Regions from separate parts of the Homo sapiens genome. Here all the other regions are linked to region 1. A link is an interaction called in ENCODE POLR2A ChIA-PET data of the cell type or tissue named here. Cell type or tissue: OCI-LY7. All regions are shown on one strand.

What was found. Peaks named below come from ENCODE experiments on the same cell type or tissue, not always from the same donor. Only the 100,000 strongest peaks of a DNase experiment are listed, where the experiment ranks them.
Region 2: POLR2A ChIA-PET joins it to region 1 with 9 read pairs; 2 of 35 experiments call an interaction of 5 or more read pairs at or near these places.
Region 3: POLR2A ChIA-PET joins it to region 1 with 8 read pairs; 2 of 35 experiments call an interaction of 5 or more read pairs at or near these places.

What each region holds. Positions count from the first base shown.
Region 1 is chr9:36,763,224-36,768,223 of GRCh38, reverse strand. No RefSeq gene overlaps it. Among named protein-coding and RNA genes, the nearest start is that of MIR4475, 58 kb to the left of the region's middle. RefSeq lists enhancers at 2,194-2,353, 2,874-3,392, 3,393-3,911. In OCI-LY7, no CTCF peak of the experiment used is centred here; DNase peaks (open chromatin) are centred at 2,183 and 3,293; H3K4me3 peaks cover 1,708 bases; H3K27ac peaks cover 2,363 bases.
Region 2 is chr9:36,250,129-36,255,128 of GRCh38, reverse strand. The region is part of intron 1 of GNE (glucosamine (UDP-N-acetyl)-2-epimerase/N-acetylmannosamine kinase); the gene reads left to right. Among named protein-coding and RNA genes, the nearest start is that of GNE, 5.8 kb to the left of the region's middle. In OCI-LY7, no CTCF peak of the experiment used is centred here; no DNase peak of the experiment used is centred here.
Region 3 is chr9:36,688,168-36,693,167 of GRCh38, reverse strand. No RefSeq gene overlaps it. Among named protein-coding and RNA genes, the nearest start is that of MELK, 120 kb to the right of the region's middle. In OCI-LY7, no CTCF peak of the experiment used is centred here; a DNase peak (open chromatin) is centred at 2,227.

The sequences.
Region 1 (5,000 bases):
TAATGTCATGTCTATCTTTTGTATGTCCTGCAAAGTTGTCGATGAATTGACAGTGTTTCCTACAGTTGATGGCACGTTAGAATTGATAAATCATGATGAAGGTACCATCCAAACAACAAGTAACTTATTGAGGACCTGCTACATCCCTGCTCTCATGGTCTGTACAGCCTGGAGGACCATCAACTCAGCCTCCTCTCCAATCACTGCTGGGTGGCCAGACAGGACATTTTTCACTTGCTATGAACTGCTTGAACCCTGATTCAACTATGGATTCAGAGAGTCAGATTTCTTACAGGCAAGTGCCTCTCAGGAACCAGAAAATGGAAGCAAGAAGGCTGGAGGCTTCTAGCAAGGAAATGGCAGAACCCAGCCCAGGACTGGAGAATGGTTCAGCTGGGAAAATTGGGATTGTGATAGAAAAAGGAAAACCACTCTGGGACAGGTTATAGGGAATGCACTGGGATATGCGGGACACCTGGGCAGACCTATGTGGCTTGTGAGACATCCCATGCATTCCCCCCTCCCTCCACTCCTTCTCTCAGTCCTGAAAGTCGTTTGCCCAAGGCCACACACAAGCTCATATATTTCTGGAGAGGATTAGGGATAATCTGTGCCTCTTCTGATGTACTGCCCTTCAACTCAAGGTTCTGGGTGTTGCCTCATCTCAAATTGCCTCTAATTGCCATAAAGAGGAAAATTCAGCCACCTCAACAGAAATCTTCTTGCTCTTCCCCAAGTTGTTCTACACACAAAGTCAGAGTAATTATTTGAAAATCACATGGTGCTTCCCTGTAAAAATATTCAGTGGCTTCCCAGTATCCCGAGAAAAAAACCATCTAAACTCCTATTATAAAAACATTCGAAGGAGTTCTGCACGGCCTGCTCTCCTCTGCTCTTACCTCGGACCTCCCCGTCTAGCCTGGCTGCTTCGCCCTACATGCAGCACACTCATCTCAGCTTTGGGGACTTCTCTCATGTTGTTCCCTCAGCGTGGAGACTTCTCCAACTGCCAATAGTGCCCTGCTCTCTAGTTCAGCTCAAATGTCACTTTCCCAGTATTGCTACCTGAATTATGCCCCATTATTTTGTTTCTTGACACACTTATTCAATGTGTAATTATAGAAGAGACTGCGGGTTTGTTTACTGTGTTTCCACCCATAGATGGTGAGGCCCATGAGGAGAGGGTCTGAAGGTGTTTCCTCAGAGCCCAGACCATTCACATAGATCACCGTGTATCTTCAAGTCTGCATTCTGAAAGCTCCCGTGTCACTAAAAGTATGACAAAATAAATGCATTATGGGAAAGAAACAGAAAGGAAGAGAAGGGAAGAGAAGAGAAGGAAAAAAGGAAGGAAGGAAGGAGGGAGGGAGGGAGGGAAGGAAGGAAGGAAGGAAGGAAGGAAGGAAGGAAGGGAGGGAGGGAGGGAGGGAGGGAAAGAAAAAGCAAAAAAGAGCGTAGACCAGCGCCTGGTACAGGAAGCACTGAATCCATTTTGTTAAACCAGAGCTAACCCTTGAAGGCCTCTTTCTAGATGAAAAGGAACCTGCCAGGCGCGGTGGCTCATGCCAGCACTTTGGGAGACCCAGACGGGTGGATCACCTGAGGTCAGGAGTTCGAGACCAGCCTGGCCAACATGGTGAAACCCGTCTCTACTAAAAATGCAAAAATTAGCTGGGCGTGGTGGCGGGCGCCTGTAATCCCAGCTACTCGGGAGGCTGAGGCAGGAGAGTCGCTTGAACCCGGGAGGTGGAGGTTGCAGTGAGCCGAGATCACGCCACTGCACTCCAGCCTGGGAGTCAACACTGAAACTCCGTCTCGAAAAAAAGAGGAACCTGAGGCAATGGAGACCCCCTGAAGGATGAGGTCTGGGGTTGTCACACAGGAAAGCAGCGGATGAAGGCGCAGCCCAGAGCCCTTCGGGGGCCTCTCAGGCCACCAAGCAGCCCGGGAGTCCCGACAGTTCGCCTCTGGGGCCTCAGTGTTAGGGACGGGGAGAGGCGGGGCTTCCTCCGCGGGGGCGGTGCCTCGGCCCAGTTCCAGGGGCGGGCTCTTCCTCAGGGAGCTTCCTCATTGGCTACCCACTCGCCCAATGAAGTTCCACCTCTCGGAGGTAGACGCTCTACCCAAGTGGGCCCCTCTCTATGGTCCCACTTCCTCCCGCCCAGAGTCTCCGGGGAACCACAACACGTTACCCATGGGCACCTGTGAAGCTGAGGCAACCTTCTGGACCCCAGCGCACGCTCTCGGCCAGCTGTCTTCCTGCTCGAGCCCCTTATGCACAGGAAGTCTCACTCCTCGCCGAAGAGCAGGTTCATCTATTAATTCAGTCAACCAACACGCAACACCTGCTGTGTGCCAGGCTTTGTGCAGGCGCTGGGGGCATAGGAGGTGATCCGGTTTCTTTCTGTGCATTCTCTCTTACTCTCTTAGAACCATCTCAGACACAGCCTGGGCTTAGTGACCTCCACGTGTGGGACATTCTTGTTTGCTCAGACGTCCCTCCTGGAGATCTCCAGTCCTCCTGGATGCTTGTCCCACAGTCCCCCTCCAGCACGACATGAGTCATTCGTTTATTTACTCAAAAAATATTTAGCGATCACCTACTAGAAGCCGACACTGTTGTAGGTTCTGGGGATGGCGCTGTGAACACGGCAGATGGAATTCGTACTCTCTTATATGCTGATTGAGCAAAGACAAGAAACAAATAATAGATGAATGTGATTGTTTGCCATGCAGTGATCACTGCTGTGAGGAATGAAAGCTGGGCCCCACGGAGGAGACGATGTTTCCGCAGATGGCTCTGGTCGAAGAAACATCAGTTCTCCCCACACCTGTTCCTCCTCTTTCTGTCAGTGGCGTCTCCAGTCTCTCCTGACCAGAAAACCTGGAGTCCCCAGCTCTTCCCCTGTGGACTCCATCCCATGTCCCTCTCGCACCGGCCCACTCCCTGCACGCCTTCCCGTCCTCCCCACCTCGTCTCTTCCCTCCCTTCCTCTTGTCTCATTCCTGTCCCCTTCTAACTCATCTTCGCCCGCCGCTGCCAGGGTCGCCTCCCATCCATAGCTGCTTAAAGACCTGCGGTGGTGACCAGGTGCTCTCGACAGAAATTGCATAATTCCAGCTTGATAATCAGTGTCCTCCACAATCTTGTCCTAGCTAGCCCCCCAATCTTATCCTTCATGACAATGTTTTGCACCCCCAGCATGGGGACTTGGCGGTATGTTCACAGCGTTTACCTCCTCTGACCCCCTGCTCGCCGCTAGTTTCCTCCTCCTGAAGGCCCTCCTCCACCCTTGGTGGCTAAGTGCCGGCGCCACCTGCCACCTGCGCCACCTGCCACCTGCCACCTCCTCCTCCGAAATTCCTTCCCTCACACGCGCACACACACATCACACACACCACAGCACACACACACCACACACACACACCACTCACACACACCACTCACACCACACACACACCACAGCACACACACATCACACACACCACAGCACACACCACTCACAGCATACACACCACAGCACACACACCACTCACACACATCACACACACCACAGCACACACCACTCACACCACACACACCACAGCACACACCACAGCACACACACACACCACTCACACGCACCACTCACACACCATTCACGCACCACGCACACACCACAGCACACAGACACATCACACATACCACTCACACACACCACACACACCACAGCACACATACATTACACACGCCACTCACACACCACAGCACACACCACTCACACACCACACACAGCACACACACATCACATACACCACATACACCACACAAACACACCACACACAAACCACTCACACCACAACACACACATACCACACACACCACAGCACACACACACCACACACACACCACACACACCACAACCACTCACCACACACACCACTCACACACCACAGCACACACACAACTCACACACACCACAGCACACATGCACTACATGCACCACTCACACGCACAAAACAGACACACCCCACTCACACACACCACCTACACTACAGCACACACCATTCACACACACCACAGACACCATTCACACACACACAACTCACGCACATCACACAGACCACATACACAACCACACACATCACACACACACACACCACATACACCACAACACACACACCACATAAACACACTACACACCACACACACACACATCACTCACACATGCCACTCACACCATACACCACTCACAATACACATACCACATACACCACACCACACACAAACATCACACGCAAAGACAACACACACATTACTCACCACACATACACCACATCATACATGCACACGCACCACACATACACATGCACCACACATATGCCACGTCACACACATCATACACAAATACACCCCCCACACCCCACACAAACACCCCACACAACTGTACACACCACACAGCTGTCGTCGTGGTCCTCCTTCCTCCAAGGCCCTCAGCGCCTTACCTGCCCCTCTCTTGACCCAGCAGTTGCTGAGCTGCTTCAGGACAACAGCATTTCCCAGCACATGTGGCCCCCTGAGGCAGTGCCACAGAAGGGAGTGACTGAGTGCGTGTTCACCCTGTGACCTTAGACTATTTAAGCCCTCTCTGCCTCCGTTTCCCTATGTGTAAAATGAGGACCAACTAGGTGGATATACATCAGTACTTAAAACAATGATTGACAGTCCTACTGACTGTGATGGTGACCGTAACTAGTCCTGGGTAGAGGAGTCAGAACGACGGTGCGGAAGCAGATGCCAGCTCAGATCTCAGGGAGGGCCTCGGGGTCGATCCACCCCAGGTCAGCCTAAGTCAGTCTCTCCCAGGTCTCCCCTCCTGCCTGACAGGCTGGTAGGACCCGGGAGGATACCCAGCTGGATGCTCTCCTCCCCCCAAAAAAGCTGGGGAGATGCCTATCCTTACATATTACCCACACTCCACGCACACACACACACACCTGCTTCCATCCTGTGACTGAGC
Region 2 (5,000 bases), 510 kb after region 1:
ACTAAAATGCCTCGTACTTACCAGTTACTCAAAGGTTATTCTACCTAAACTGAGAGCAAGCTGGCCATATGAGTAAACTGAAAAATAGAACAATGTTACCTAAGGCCAGGTTTATAGACAAGCTTGCCTTCATCTTGAACTCACTGGCAATCTGAGAAACCCAATTATTTTTTTTTGAGATGGAATCTCACTCTTGTTGCCCAGGCTGGAGTGCAGTGGCAGGATCTCGGCTCACTGCAACCTCCGCCTCCCGGGTTCAAGTGATTCTCCTGCCTCAGCCTCCCCAGTAGCTGGGATTACAGGCGCCTGCCACCATGCCTGGCTAATTTTTGTATTTTTAGTAGAGATGGGGTTTTGCCATGTTAGCCAGGCAGGTCTTGAACTCCTGGCCTCAGGTGATCCGCCCGCCTCGTCCTCCCAAAGTGCTGGGATTACAGGCGTGAGCCACTGCGCCCGGCCGAAACTCAATTCTTGAAAGCAGCTTTTTGCATTCTCTCAACTCAAGACTGTCCATTGTAAGTACTGATGAAAAGTGATTGCCTCCTTACAAAAGGAAATTTACTTGCCCCAGGCTGGATTTAAATTTTAATTTTTTTAAAGATAGGGTCTTGCTCAGTCTTTCAGGCTGGAGTGCGGTGGCATGATCATAACTCACTACAGCCTCAAACTCCTGGGCTAAAGTGATCTTCCTGCCTCAGCCTCCCAAATAGCTAGGACCGCAGGTGTGCACAACCACACTCAGCTAATTAAAAAAAATTTGTTTGTAGAGACAGGAGTCTTGCTATGTTGCCCAGGCTGGTCTTGAACTCCTGACTTCAAGGAGTCCTTCTTGCCTCAGCCTCCCAAAGTGCTGGGATTACAGGCATGAGCCACCATGTCCAGCCAGATTTCTTGTTTTTATTTATTTATTTATTTATTTATTTTGAGACAAAGTCTCACTCTTTTGCCCAGGCTGGAGTGCAGTGGTGCGATCTCAGCTCACTGCAACCTCTGCCTCCTGGGTTCAAGCGATTCTTGTGCCTCAGCCTCCCAAGCAGCTGGGATTACAGGCACGCGCTACCATGCCTGGCTAATTTTTCTTTTTCTTTTTTTGAAATGGAGTCTCGATCAGTCTCCCAGGCTGGAATGCAATGGTGTAATCTCGGCTCACTGCAACCTCCGCCTCCCAGGTTCAAGCAACTCTCCTGCCACAGCCTCCTCAGTGCTGGGATTGCAGGTGCACGCCACCACACCCTGCTAAGTTTTGTATTTTTAGTAGAGATGGGGTTTCACCATGTTGGCCAGGCTGGTCTCCAACTCGTGACCTCAGGTGATCCGCCCACCTCAGCCTCCCAAAGTGCTGGGATTACAGGCATGAGCCACTGTGCCCAGCCAAAGTTGAATGTTTTTGCTAAATTTTAGGGCTCTTATAACTCTTTGTATATTTGAAAAGCTGATGGCCAGCAATTTCCAAAATTTTGCACTTTTAGATTTGATATTTCCAATATCTTTAAATGTTCTCATTCTACCATTTGAGTCATAATTAAAAGCATTTTAAAAAGTAAGATTTGTGGCTGGGCGCGGTGGCTCATGCCTGTAATCCTAGCACGTTGGGAGGCCGAGGTGGGTGGATCATGTGAGGTCAGGAGTTTGAGACTGGCCTGGACAACATGGTGAAACCCCGTCTCTGCTAAAAATACAAAAAAATTTGGTGGGTGTGGTGGCGGGCACCTGTAATCCCAGCTACTCAGGAGGCTGAGGCACAAGAATCTCTTGAACTGGGGAGGTGGAAGTTGCAGTGAGCCAAGGTCATGTCACTGCACTCTAGCCTGGGCAACAGAGGGAGACTGTATTTTAAAAAAAAAAAAAAGTAAGCTTTGCCCCAACAGTTTATAGAATATGTTACCAATTTTGTAATATACGTTGTGTATGTGTGTATGTATACACATACATACATCATATATATACACATCATATATATATATATTTAGATAGAGACTTATTCTGTTGCCCAGGTTGGAGTGCAGTGGCACCATCTTGGCTCACCGCAAGCTCCGCCTCATGTGTTCAAGTGATTCTCCTGCCTCAGCCTCCCAAGTAGCTGGGACTATAGGTGTGTGCCACAACACCTGGCTAATTTTTTTTGTATGTTTAGTAGAGATGGGGTTTCACCATGTTGGCCAGGCTGTTCTTGAATTCCTGACCTCTCGTGATCCACCCAGCTCGGCCTCCCAAAGTGTTGGGATTACAGGCGTGAGCCATATATTTATTTATATTATCATAGTTTATCCATGGAAGGACAGATAGGAAACCAGTAACTGCTTCCAGGGAAAAGAACTAGCTAGCTGGGGAACACAGATGAAAAGACTTATTGCTACTTAACCTCTTGTGACTTTTCAATTTTAAACCATGTGAATATACTACCTGATCAAAAATTTAGTTAATTAAAATTATTTTTTAAAACCTCCCCTTAAAAAGGCATTTTACCTTAATTTTATTTTTAAGATTTAACTTCTTTCCTTGAAAAAGCTTTGACTTTTTAAGGTTTTTTAGGTTTCTAGGTAACATTGTTGTATTTTTCACCATTTATTTATATGGCCAGCTTGCTCTCAGTTTAGGTAGAATAACCTTTGAGTAACCTGGTAAATAAGCATTTTAGTACTGCCAGATGGAACATTTACTGTTCTTTGTAAAATAAATACAAATTGACAAACCATGAATGATTTGTTTTGCCTCAGCAAATTAAATATTACCAACAATTTTTTCAGCTCAAATTTGATCACTGGAAGAAGGATTATATACAAGAACACTTACGACAACCATTTTTGGAAGAATATTTTTGTCTCTTTAAAGATTAGATAGTGCGGCCACGTGCGGTGGCTCATGCCTGTAATCCCAGCACTTTGGGAGGCCGAGGCGGGTGGATCATGAGGTCAGGAGTTCGAGACCAGTCTGGCTAGCATGGTGAAACCCCATGTCTACTAAAAATAGAAAAAATTAGCCCAGCATGGTGGCACATGCATGTAATCCCAGCTACTCGGGAGGCTGAGGCAGGAGAATTGCTTGAACCCAGGAGGCGGAGGTCGCAGTGAGCCGAGATTGCACCACTGCACTCCAGCCTGGGTGGCAGAGCAAGACTCTGTCTCAAAAAAAAAAAAAAAAAGATCAGATAGTGCTTGGGTCTTCTGAATATAACTCTCTTGGTGGAATGCCCGTTTCGTTATATTGTAAGTGTTTGCCATTGGGTGAAATTAGCTTTTACTGGGGATTATAAATTCAGAGTGGACCTAATGATGGGACCGTTTGCATGGTCACAGAATTTTAGCCTAAGAGAGTGTTGAGGTACCAACAGCAGAGGGCTACTGATGGAATTTCCAGTGAATTTCAGAGTTTACCCTCATCTAAAGGATGGCACCCCTAGAATTGGAATCCTTACTGAAGTGTCTCTGGATTCCTGATTACAAGTTCTAAATATTGATACACTTACTGAAACATGAACATTGAGATCAGAGTCCATGAGGTGAAATTTTATGTTGATTTAGAGAAGTTTAACATGTTCCAAGTCTGGCTCAGTGGTGTATGCCTGTAGTTCCAGCTACTTAGGAGGCTGAGGTGGGGGGGTTGCTTGAGCCCAGGAGTTCCAGGCTGCAATGAGCTATGATCGTGCTTGTGAATAGCTACTGCACTCTAGCTTGGGCAACATAGCAAGATCCCATCTCCAAAAATGTAAAAACTTTTTAAAAAATTCCATAAAACAAATCTCTTATTCCTTGCCCCTGATTTTACTTTTTGAATGGAGGGTATAGCATGGCAGGGAGGGATGAGCGAGCAGTGGAGCTGAGCAACAGTATATCTGTGAATGGGAGGGCCATAACGCTCAGAGCGAGGCAGCAACTGAGAAACGTGGGGGAGGAGGACCTGAGGTTTGTGTGAAGCCTTTCCAGAAAGGATGACACTTAGATGGAGTTTTGAAGGATGAGTAGAAGACCAGCAAGGAGGAAAGGAAGTTTTAGGAAAAAGTAGGTGGCATCTATAAAGGTATAGATATACGGAGATTCACTAGTTGAACTGGAGGCAGTTTGGTATGGCTGGCACTTTGGCACAGAGAAGGGTAATTTTAGGCAGGGAAGAGATGGTGGAAAGGAAGATCACTTTGAAAGTTTGTAGGAGGCCGGGCGCAATGGCTCTTGCCTGTAATCCCAGCACTTTGGGAGGCCGAGGTGGGTGGATCACTTGAGGCCAGGAGTTCAAGACCAGCCTGGCCAACATGGCAAAACCCCATCTCTACTAAAAATACAAAAATTAGCTGGGCATGGTGGTGGGCACCTATAATCCCAGCTACTCGGGAGGCTGAGGCAGGAGAATTGCTTGAATCTGGGAGGCGGAGGTAGTAGTGAGCCAAGCTCGTGCCACTGCACTCCAACCTGGGCGACAGAGTGAGACTTTGTCTCTAAATAAATAAGTAAGAAAGTTTATAGGAGACAGGCAAACCACTTGACAGCTGTTAAGATCGTCCAGACCTAAAATGAGGGACTGGACTAGGGGAAGTCCTTGTATGGATGAAGAGGAGGAGATAGATTTGAAAGATATTTAGGGGGTGGAATTGACAGCATTTTGGAGATATGGGGTGAAGAACAGAAAAGACAAGGATTTGAAGGCATTTGGATGAATGAAATTGCATAACTCAGAGAACAATTGAGGAGGAACAGCTTCCGAAAAGAAAATGAGTTCAGTTTGGGACACTGACTTTAAGGTGTTTATAGGACATACAGCAGGAGATATCTGATAGGCATTTGGAGTTGTCAGTTTTGTTGGCACTGGTGTGTAGGTACTAATGAGGGCTTGAAGGTCAGGTTTTTATCTTACTCATCTTTCTCCTGCCCAGCATTAATCACAATACCTTGTATTTAGGAAGTGTATAGTGTGAGAGTGAATAGCCTGTGTTCCTTATGAGACATGATCTGGAATGTTGGGGCAGTAATTTTCCCTCTCAAGACCTGTGTTTCCCTTTCTATAAAGTG
Region 3 (5,000 bases), 75 kb after region 1:
TGTCTTTTTATGGCTTGATAGCCCATTTCTTTTTACTGCTGAATAATTTTCCTTTGTATAAATGTACAATTTGTTTATCCATTCACCTATTGAAGGACATTTGGTTGCTTCCAATTTTTAGCAATTATAAATTGCCACTCTAAGCATTCATATGCAGGTTTTTGAGTGGACTTAAATTTTCAAACCAATTGAGTAAAGACCTAGGAGCTTAATTACTGGGTTATATGGTAAGATTATGTTTAATTTTGTAAGAAACTGTCAAACTGTCTTCCAAAGTGGATATAACAGTTGGTGTTTCTGCTAGCAGTGAAAGAGAGTTCCTGCTTCTCCACATTCTTGTCAGCATTTGGTATTTGTTTGGTGTGTGTGTGTGTGTGTGTGTATGTATTTTAGCCATTCTAATCGGTGTGTAGTGGTATCTCTTCATTTAAAATTCTCTAATGACAAATGATGTTTCATCTTGTCATATGTTTATTTGCCATCTGTATATCTTCTTTGGTGAGGCATCTGTTCAGACCTTTTGCCCATTTTTAAATTGGGTTTTCTTATTGTTGAGTTTTAAGAATTCTTTTATATTTTGGATACAAGTCTTTTTGCAAATGGATACGAGTTCTCGCAAATATTTTCTCCCATTCTGTAGGTTGTCTTTTCACTTTCTTGATGGTGTCCTTTGAAGCAAAAAGTCTTTTTAATTTTGGTGAAGTCCAATATGTAACTTTTTTCTTTTGTTGCTTGTGCTTTTGGTAGCATATCTAAGGAACTATTGCCTAACCCAAGGTCACATTTACTCCTACATTTTCTTCTAAGAATTTTTATCATTTTAGTTCTTACATTTAGGTCCCTGATCCATTTTGAGTTTTTATATGTGGTATGAGGTAGGGAATCCAACTTCATTTTTTTTACATGTGTATATCTAGTCGTTCTAGCACCATTTATTGAAAAGACTATTCTTTCCCTATTGACTTGTCGTGGCATCTTTGTCAAAACGCAACTGGCCATTGTAATAATCAGAACAATGTGACCCCCTACACACACACAACATCCTAATTCGTGGAATCTACAGATGTAATATGTTACATGTCAAAGGAGAATTAAAGTTGCAGATGGAATCAAGGTTGCCATTTAGCCCACCTTAATATAGGAAAATAATCCTGCAGTATCTGGATGAGCCCAATGTAATCATAAGCATCACTAAAAGTGAAACAGAGAGACAGAAGAATTCAGAGTCAGAGGGAATGTGACTACAGAAAAAGTCAGAGTGATGTGATGTGAGAACAACTTGACTTGCCTCTCTTAACTTTGAAAATAGAGGAAGGGAACAATGAGTCAAAGAATGTAGGCTGCTTCTAGAAGTTGAAAAAGGCAAGAAAATGTATTCTACCCAGAGTCTACAGAAAGGAATGCAGCCCTGTCAGTGCCTTAATTTTGGCCTGGTGGGACTTGTGATAGACCTCTGACCTACAGAACTGTAAGATAATAAATCTGTGTCTCCAGCCACTAAATTTCTGGTTATTATGAGAGAACTAGAAAAATAATACAATTATAATGTGTTTATTTTTGGACTCTCAATTTTATTCTCTTGATCTTATATGTATATCCTCATGCCAGTACCACACCATCTTGATTATTGTAGCTTTGTAGTAAATTTTGAAATTGAGAAGTGTAAGGCCTCCAACTTTGTTCCTTTTCAAGATTGTTTTGGTTATTGTGGGTCTTTGCATTTTCATATTAATTTTAGAATCAGCTTGTCAATTTCTGTAAAAACAACTACAACACACAGCTGAAATTGTGATAGGGATTGCATTGAATCTGTTGGATCAGGTTGGATAGCACTGCCATCTTAACAACATTATGTTTTCCAATCCATGAACATGGGATGTCTTTCCATTTAGGTCTTATTTCTTTCAATGATGTTTTGTAGTTTTCACTGTACGTGTGTTACACTTTTTTCCTAAGTATTTTTCTTTCTTAATTGTTGTTTTTTAAATTTCATTTTCAGATTCTTCAGTGTTAGTGTATAGAAACAAAATTCATTTTTATATATTGACCTTATATCCCACAGCTTTGTTGAACTTATTAGTTCTAATAGTTTGTTTTTGTATGTGTGTATTCCTTAGTGTTTTATATATACAAGATCATGTCATCTGCAAATAGAGATAGTTTCACTTCTTCTTTCCAATATGGATGACTTTCATTTCTTTTTCTAGCTTAATTGCCCTGGCTAGATCTTCTAGTACAATGTTGAAGAGAAGTGGCAGGAGCAGACATCCTTGCATTGTACTTGATCATAGAGTGAAAGCATCCAATCTTTCACCGTGAAGTATGGTCCTAACTTTGGGTTTTCAGGCTGAGGAAGTTCCCTCCTATTCTTAGTTTGTTAATTATTTTTATTACAGAAGGGTGTTGGACTCTGTCAATTCTTTTCCACATCTATTGAAATGATCATGTAGGGTTTTTTGTCTCTTATTCTCTTAAAGTGGTGCATTACATTAACTTATTTTTAGATGTTAAGCCAACTCCCAGGGCATTTTTAAAAACATCCATTTTGTGCAAAGTTCTATGACTCATATACATTAATTCAGGTCATTTACAGGACATTTCTAGACATTCTAATTTCTTCTTTACAAAACTACTGTCTCACAGGCATTAGTTTCATATAGATGAAACTAAAGCAATTAGAGGGATAAAGCAACTTCCTCTGGGTCATGTGTCTGATAAGTGAGAAACCAGCATTACACCCAATTTTGACATTTTGTTCTCCTCACCCTGCCACTCTGTGTCTCCATACTCCTCAAACATCAGTCCCGGGGCAGACAGCTCCCAAGGCACAAAAAGTACAGGACTAAGGGAAAGATTCACCGACAGTCAAGTGATCCTCCTGTTACTTTAACGCTTTCAGGTAATAGCTGATCATCCAAGGGTTGAGGACGGCATCCAAGTAACTGTTGAATTCTTTCACCCCTCAACATGCTCCTCTCCTCCCTCCAGACCCTTATAATCAAACTCATTTCTAGAGATGACAGTTTTGAGGTATGGACCCCACCTTTAGCAAGCACCAGGTTAAAGCCCAGACCAGACCTTCCAGATACCTCAAACCATTCACCCGTCAGGGGCATGAACTCTTCCCCTAGGCCCTCCTGCATAGGGGTAAGGCTTCTCGCTGTAGTTTATCTGAAGATCCAAGACTGATAAAGAAGCACTCTGAACAGTTGATGGTGCTGGATCCTCTGTTTGAATACGAGATACTCTGCCTTTTGACTTCTGGTTGAACCAGATGTCTGTGTAGCCACCACCTGGCCACAAGGTTTTCCTAGAGCAGGCTTGTGCTCTTTCTTCCAGGTCCTTATTCTGAGGCCCTTCCAATCTCCACTATCCTAGATTCTCTGTGTTCCAGTCTCATTTTCCTGTCTAATCCATTTTATTCGCAGTTTCCTTAGCTTCTTACCATTTTTCCAACAACATCATCAAGTCGCCTGGGTTCTGAGGATCTGTATCTCCACTGATGCCAGAATAGACAGACCTTCTCAGGGTTCAGCAGTTCACACTTGCATGTTAACCGTCGCCATCACCTCACCCTCCTGCTTATAGTATGTGCTCCAGATGCCGCATTACAAAGTCAAACATCAAAGGCACTGAATCACATCATTTTAATACATTAACCTTCAGGCTCTTGCTTACTCTTTGATTACTCCAAATACTGTTAGACGTGGCAGTGGGGGCAGGAGATTTTGCCATGGTAATGAACAGGAATTCTGTGAAAGATAGTTCTTACAATAAACTTACTGTCCAAAGAAAGGTGCCTCACAACACCTTACAGTTCAAAACAATACCCAACACTCTGGGAATACCAATGAACATAGGACTTAATATCATAGTACCTTCATTTTTTCAATCCCTTTTCCAGAGTCTCCCATACCTTTCCCACAGCTTCTTTCAGTTCCTTTAACTCAGAAACAAGCTAAATCTCTGCCAAGGTTCACCCCAAATCCTGATGTAGAGCCTGCTGGATGAGTATTGGGCTAGCCAGAAAAAGCCCCAGCTAGAGTCCATCTACCTAGGAAAAGAGCAGTGAAGTCGCATCTGTATCTGTACCACAGTCTAGAGAGGCACACTCCACATTTATTGCAGTTGGCTCTGCCCCCACACTTGGCAACAGGCACCCCAGATCTGTTGTGTAACACAAATAAACTCACAACAACAAAACTATTAATACCACCACCTGATATCCAGATGTCTTGATCATTTTTATCTTCGTGGTTTCTAAAAGATCATTGTACCTACTATCTTATTTGACAGGATAAATATTATTATTATTTCATTATGAAGATGAGAAAATAGATGGTTAAGAAAGAGGTAAGCTCTACTAAAGAGATTGTAGATATCTGAGATTTTATAGATAGTAAGTGGGAGTCAGAACTAGAAGCTAAGTCTTCAGACTCCTTGTGCGGTGCTTTCTGCTATTCTCTGCTAAATCTGCTCTTCAGTGCGGCTTCACTATTTGTTTGAAGAAGGGTCCCAGGATATATCTTTATTCAAATGTATGTATACATATCTCAAAGTCAATGATAATTATTAATAAATCATCAGGGATGGACTCAGTAGCTCACACCTGTAATCCTCTTTGGAGAAGATGGAAAGAATTGGAAAAATATTTTTTTTTTCAGGAAGCTTATGGGACAACCTAAATAAATTAATTCAGATAAACAAATTACATCATTTTTTAAGACTATCACAAAATCTCACTAGTTTGTAAAGAGATTAGTCTCACAATTATTAATAAATATTTGCATTATAAATCATTGCAAAGAATAGGATTTTTTAAAATTATATAATGCTGTAGGCCCTATATTACAAAACAACAGAAAGTTCTTCAAAATGCATGAAATTACAGAGGAACCTAGAAGCTGAAAGTCTTTTGATTATTTTCTTAGTAGACTCTATTCTTATTCAGAGGAAAACACTCTGAACTTGTTACTTTAACAAATAAGAATCACATAACT